2 separate regions of the Homo sapiens genome follow, and region 2 is linked to region 1. Evidence: read pairs that join two places in POLR2A ChIA-PET (ENCODE). Cell type or tissue: Panc1. All regions are shown on one strand. Links, peaks and the distances in the headings refer to the core of each region. The heading gives the core; the rest is flanking DNA.

Evidence for each region. ChIA-PET counts read pairs that join two places held together with the same protein. Peaks named below come from ENCODE experiments on the same cell type or tissue, not always from the same donor. Only the 100,000 strongest peaks of a DNase experiment are listed, where the experiment ranks them.
Region 2: POLR2A ChIA-PET joins it to region 1 with 8 read pairs; 2 of 35 experiments call an interaction of 5 or more read pairs at or near these places.

What each region holds. Positions count from the first base shown.
Region 1 is chr2:218,730,236-218,733,267 of GRCh38, reverse strand. All of the region lies in intron 2 of TTLL4 (tubulin tyrosine ligase like 4), which reads right to left. Among named protein-coding and RNA genes, the nearest start is that of TTLL4, 21 kb to the right of the region's middle. In Panc1, for the core only: no CTCF peak of the experiment used is centred there; a DNase peak (open chromatin) is centred at 1,507; H3K4me3 peaks cover 541 bases; H3K27ac peaks cover 1,437 bases.
Region 2 is chr2:218,965,304-218,968,335 of GRCh38, reverse strand. No RefSeq gene overlaps it. Among named protein-coding and RNA genes, the nearest start is that of CDK5R2, 7.2 kb to the right of the region's middle. In Panc1, for the core only: no CTCF peak of the experiment used is centred there; no DNase peak of the experiment used is centred there.

The DNA of each region.
Region 1 (3,032 bases), core at 329-2,828:
ATAAATCACCCAGTCTCAGGTATTTCTTTATAGCAGTACGAGAACGAACTAATACAGTCCCCATGATGTGTAGTATAGCAAGTTGGATAAGGGCCACTGTCTTCCTAAAGAAATATGTCTGGACTCAAGGGCCAAGCAGGTGAGAGGATGTTTCTGTAACTCTCTTTCTGGGAAATAGCTCCAAAGTTAGTAAGAGATATCCAAGGTTGGATAAGATGGCTGTGTTAGGAATTACCAAGCAAAGACAAATTTGTTGCATCAGATACTCTGCAGAGAGTAACTTCAAGAATGCCAAGTAAACAGTATCACTCACGACAGTATCACATACAAATGCTCCAACCTAGTTTCAGTGTTTGAGGTTCAGAAGTAGTGTCACGTTAAGACAGGGAAATGATGGTTGCTAAAAACAACTTCCTTCCTTCTCCTTATAGAGATTCCTGATGAGATCAAAACCTCAAATGGTTGGGAGGCAGAGGCCTAACTAAAGCATTCAGGCAGCTTGGGTCCCAGACCCCCAATCACTGCCACAGGTCATCTTTTCCCGCATCCTGCCCACTGCCCTACAGGAATGCAAGTGACAAACTTTAAAAAGCTTCTGAAGACCCAAAATCTAAGAAGTGAAGGAAGTGAGAACCTTGTTTTAAAAGCTAACATAGTGAGTTCTGCCATAAAGTCAAAGTCCAGAGAGGCAAATAATGTCTGGCACCCAGACCCTACCGACAGCACATACTCGAAGGGCAATTTTCAGCAAAGTCATCAAGCCCATTCCCTGTGATATACTCTGCCCTCCTACGATGACACCTGGAAGACCTTTCTCCCAGTGTCCCTTATATTTCTAAGTGTACTGTGATAATGCACACTTTGTGTATATGTGCGCCTCTAGGATCCAAAAGGCAGACTGCTCATCTCCCAGGAAGTATTTTAGGAAGAAACATCAAAAGAAAGACAACAGGAGAAAAGGTATTTACATATGTAGAAGGCTATGTACTGGCTACTACTGGAAGCCCATTTCAAAAACTCCCAACTTAAACAAATCTAAACTTATAAAGAGTAATTGCTGACTATGTAAATTATAAAGGATTAACTACATATTTATACTACTTAAAGATAGCTCAAGACATTCATACTTACTCTCTGTTACTAAGTCCAAAGGATCTACCATCAGCTGACCCTCCAATCAGCAGCTTGCAAGGAACTTACTTTAGGGGCCAATAAATTGACCTCACCTGAAAAATGATATTTTGAATAATCTAACATTTTATGGAGCAATGATCTAATGTGTTTCTTGTTCCTACACAGGATCCCTAGGGAACAGGAGGGCTTAAGGGGCAAACAGGGTATAAACACTAAGCTATAGCAGGCAGAGTTCAAGTTTAGAAGAAAACAAGCCTATTTCTGTAGCTAAATTCCTCAATCTAGGTCCTCCTCACAGCCAGGCTGCATGAGCAGCTACGGCCTTGTGGTGACTCATGACAATCAGAGCACTGATCAGTAGTGAATCACATGCAACTCTGAAACCGCACAGCTGGAATGTTCAGGGAAAGACAAGAGAAAGGAAGTACCATACCCCGACTGAAGTTGTGGGAGGTGAAGTTTAAAAATTCGCATAAAGCACACAAAAAGCACAGTGGCTCCCAGTAAACGTTTGCAGCAAGGTAGTTACAACTCTCATTCTCACTGGCACCAAATGATCTATCTCCCCTCTGCCCCTTCATAAGCTGTGATGAAGGCAGAAAAATACAAGGAATAGGCAACAATTATTCCACTACAAAACTTCAGCGAGGACAAGCAATGTTCTTTTGTAAAACAGAACCGTCTTGTTATTTGGGAGCTTTTGTGAAATTTTTTTTTTTTTTGGAAACAGAGTCTCACTCTGTTGCCCACGCTGGAGTGTAGTGGTACAATCTTGGCTCACTGCAACCTCTGCCTCCCGGGTTCAAGTGATTCTCCTGCCTCAGCCTTCCAAGTAGCTGGGATTACAGGCACCCGCCACGACGCCTGGCTAATTTTTGTATTTTTAGTAGAGATGGGGTTTCACTATGTTGACTAGGCTGGCCTCGAACTCCTGACCTCAAGTGATCCACCCACCTCGGCCTCTCAAAGTGCTGGGATTACAGGTGTGAGCCACCGTGCCCAGCCAATTCTTTTTTTTTTTTTAGACAAGGTCTCCCTCTGTCACCAAGGCTGGAGTGCAGCGGTGTAGTCATAACTCACTGCAGCCTAGGACTCCTGGGCTCAAACCATCTGCCCACCTCAGTCTCCTGAGTAGCTAGGACTACCAGTATACACCACCATGCCTAGCTAATTTTTTACTTTATTTTATTTTTATAGCAATAGAGTTCCACTATGTTGCCCAGGCTGGTCTCAAACTCTGTCCTCAAATGATCCTCCTGCCTTGGCCTCCCAAAGCTCTGGGATTATAGGCATGAGCCACCACACCCGGCATGGTGGTGCACACCTGTAACAGATAGTATTTTAAATACTATCTGTTAATAAAAGCAGCCAGAGCTCCTTGAAAAATGGCTGATTCCAAGGTTGGGGCAGGGAGAGCAGGAGATGGGAATGGAATATTTTGTGCTGCCAAAAAGTAAGGAAGTGGTCAAAATTTGATAGAGACATGTCAAAAGACCATAGATACAGCTAACATCATACTTAATAGTCAATTATGAGATGCTTTTCCTCTGAGATTAGGAATAAGACAAGGATGTCCACTCTCTCCATTTCTTTTTTATTTTATTTATTTATTTATTTATTTACTTTGAGACAGCGTCTCGCTCTGTTGCCCAGGCTGGAGTGCAGTGGCATGATCTCAGCTCACTGCAACCTCCCCCTCCCAGGTTCAAGTGGTTGTTCTGCCTCAGCCTCCCGAGTAGCTGGGGCTACAGGCACGCGCCACCACACCCAGCTAATTTTTTTTCTTTTTTTTTTTTTTTTTTTTTTTTTTTTTTTTTTTTTTGGATTTTTAGTAAAGATGGGGTTTCACCATATTGGCCAGGCTGGTCTCAAACTCCTGACCTCGTGATCTGCCCACC
Region 2 (3,032 bases), core at 261-2,760, 240 kb before region 1:
CTTATATGTGCTTTGTGTGTAATAGACATGGCTGCCAGGCTGGACAGGAGCTTAACTCCCCTTATCCAGCAAGGGACATTGTTAAACCCTAGGGATTTGGAAACAGCTTGGGGTTGGGGGAAGGAGCAAAGGGACTTTGGAGATGTGTGAGAGGGGAGTGGGGGACATGGCTGCAGAAATGTGTTTCTCCTTTTCCAGACACTGTCCAGTGTCACTTTTTTTCCTGTTCCTCCTTCCTTATCTCTTTCTCTTTCCCTCTTCCTTCTCTCTCTCTTTCTCTCTCTCTCTCTTGCTCCCTCTCTATTTTTCTCTTTTTCTTTCTTTCCTTATAATTCTCTTCTTTTTTAGGTCATAATAATATATTTTCAGGAAGATAAATGCTATGAAGAAAATAAATTAGGGGCATGTGATTGAGGGTAACTGTGGGACAGATTGAGATTAATTCAGGAGATGATGATGAGAAGGAGGAGTCTATTAAGTCGAGATCTAAATAACAAGAAGGAGACAGCTGTTTAAATCTCTCTCTCTCTCAGAAATGGGATGATATGACAATGTTTTCAATCTCCTATTTCCATTTCATCGTGCCATTTTTGTCATGTTGATAAATATATATTGATGTACAATTTTTTTTTTGAGACAGTCTCACTCTGCTGCCCAGGCTGGAGTGTAGTGTGGCTCAATCTTAGCTCACTGCAACCTTCACTTCCCGGGCTCAAGTGATCCTCCCTCCTCAGCCCCCCAGTAGCTGGGACTACAGGCACAGCCACCATGCTCAACTAATTTTTGTATTTTTAGTAGAGACGAAGTTTCACCATGAGGCTCGTCTCAAACTCCTGAGCTCAGGTGATACACCTGCCTCGGCTTCCCAAAGTGCTGGGATTGCAGGTGTGAGCCACCGTGTCCAGACTGATGTACAATTTTTTTTTTTTTTGAGACGGAGTCTTGCTCTGTGGCCAGGCTGGAGTGCAGTGGTGTGATCTCGGCTCACTGCAACCTCCGCTTTCCAAGTTCAAGCGACTCCTCTGCCTCAGCCTCCCGAGTAGCTGGGACTACAGGCACGCACCACCACTCCCGGCTAATTTTTTGTATTTTAGTAGAGATGGGGTTTCACCATGTTGGCCAGGATGATCTTGATCTCCTGACCTCGTGATCCGCCTGCCTCGGCCTCCCAAAGTGCTGGGATTACAGGCTTGAGCCACCACGCCCGGCCTGATGTATAATTTTTAATGGTCCATAATATCCCAGTGAATATCACTTTATCACAATTTACTTAATCTCCTTCTAATGTTCATTTAGGTTGTATCCAATTTTTTATTATGATAAACAATAGTATGACAGGCATCTATGCATCAGATCTTTTCCCACTTATCTCCTTAGGGCAAATTTCTGGAAATGTGGTAGCTAGATCAAAGAGCATGCTGCCTTTCACGTTTTGATCCAGACAATCTCCCCAAAAGACTAATTAGCATGTTCATTTTCCCATGCTTTCCCTATGGTTGGAATTTTCCATTTTGATAATCTGTGTCAGTGTAAGAGATGTAATATCTCATTGCTGCTTCGACTTGAATTTCTTTGGTCAATAGTAAAGGTAAGTATCTTTTTATTTATCATTTGCTTACATTTCTTTTCTTTCTGACTTTCTTTTTTTTTTTTTTTTTTCCTGAGACGGAGTCTTGCTCTGTCACCCAGGCTGGAGTGCAGTGGCGCAATCTCAGCTCACTGCAGCTCCCAGGTTCAAGCAGTTCTCCTGCCTCAGCCTCCCAAGTATCTGGGATTACAGGCACACACCACGAAGCCCAGCCAATTTTTTGTATATGTGTGTGTGTGTGTGTATATATATATATATATATATATATTTTTTTTTTTTTTTTTTTTTTTTTTTTTGAGACGGAGTCTCGCTCTGTCACCCAGACTGGAGTGTAGTGGCGCAGTCTCGGCTCACTGCAAGCTCCGCCTCCTGAGTTCACACCATTCTTCTGCCTCAGCCTCCCGAGTAGCTGGGACTACAGGCGCTCGCCACTATGCCCGGCTAATTTTTTTTTTTTTGTATTTTTAGTAGAGACGGGGTTTCACCATGTTGGCCAGGCTGGTCTTGAACTCCTGACCTTTTGATCTGCCCACCTTGGCCTCTCAAAGTGCTGGGATTACAGGCATGAGCCCCCACACCTGGCCTGCTTACGTTTCTTTTTGCGAATTAGTTGTTTCCAGTTTTAGCTATTTTTCTATTGAAAAATATATTGTGTTGCAAATACATTCTCTCCATTTGTCACTGGTGTTTCAACCTTGTTTTTATTGAAAGGATACAAAATAAGTCAATAACAAAAAAATTATCAGGTGGGAACAAATGCTATGAAGAAAATAAATTGGGTTATGTGATGAACTTTTTTCTTTTTTCTTCTCTATGTCTCTGACATTCAAAAGCTTAAATGGAGTCTCAGATGAATCAGTCTGTTCCTTTAAGGTCTTTTTACTGCTAAAAAGACATTCTCCACCCACCCCAAGATACAATATAATAATAATAACAATAAATAATCCATATTTTCTCCAGGTGTTTTGTTTCCTCTTTTGGAATTAGGGTCTCACTCTGTCACCAAGCCTGGAGTGCCGTTGTGTGATCATAGCTCACTACAGCCTCAAATTCCTGGGCTCAAGTGATCCTCCCGCCTCAGCCTGCCAAGTAGTTAGGACTACAGATGTGTGCCACCATGCTTAGCTAATTGTTTATTTTTTGCATTTATTTATTTATTTATTTATTTATTGTTTTGAGATTGAGTCTTGCTCTGTTGTCCAGGCTGGAGTGCAGTGGTGTGATCTCGACTCACTGCGACCTCCACCTCCCAGGTTCAAGTGATTCTCCTGCCTTAGCCTCCCGAGTAGCTGGGATTACAGGCATGTGCCACCACACCTGGCTAATTTTCATATTTTTAGTAGAGACGGGGTTTTACCATGTTGGCCAAGCTGGTCTCAAACTCCTGACTTCAAGTGATCTGCCCACCTGGGTCTACCAAAGTGTTGGGATTACAGGCATGAGC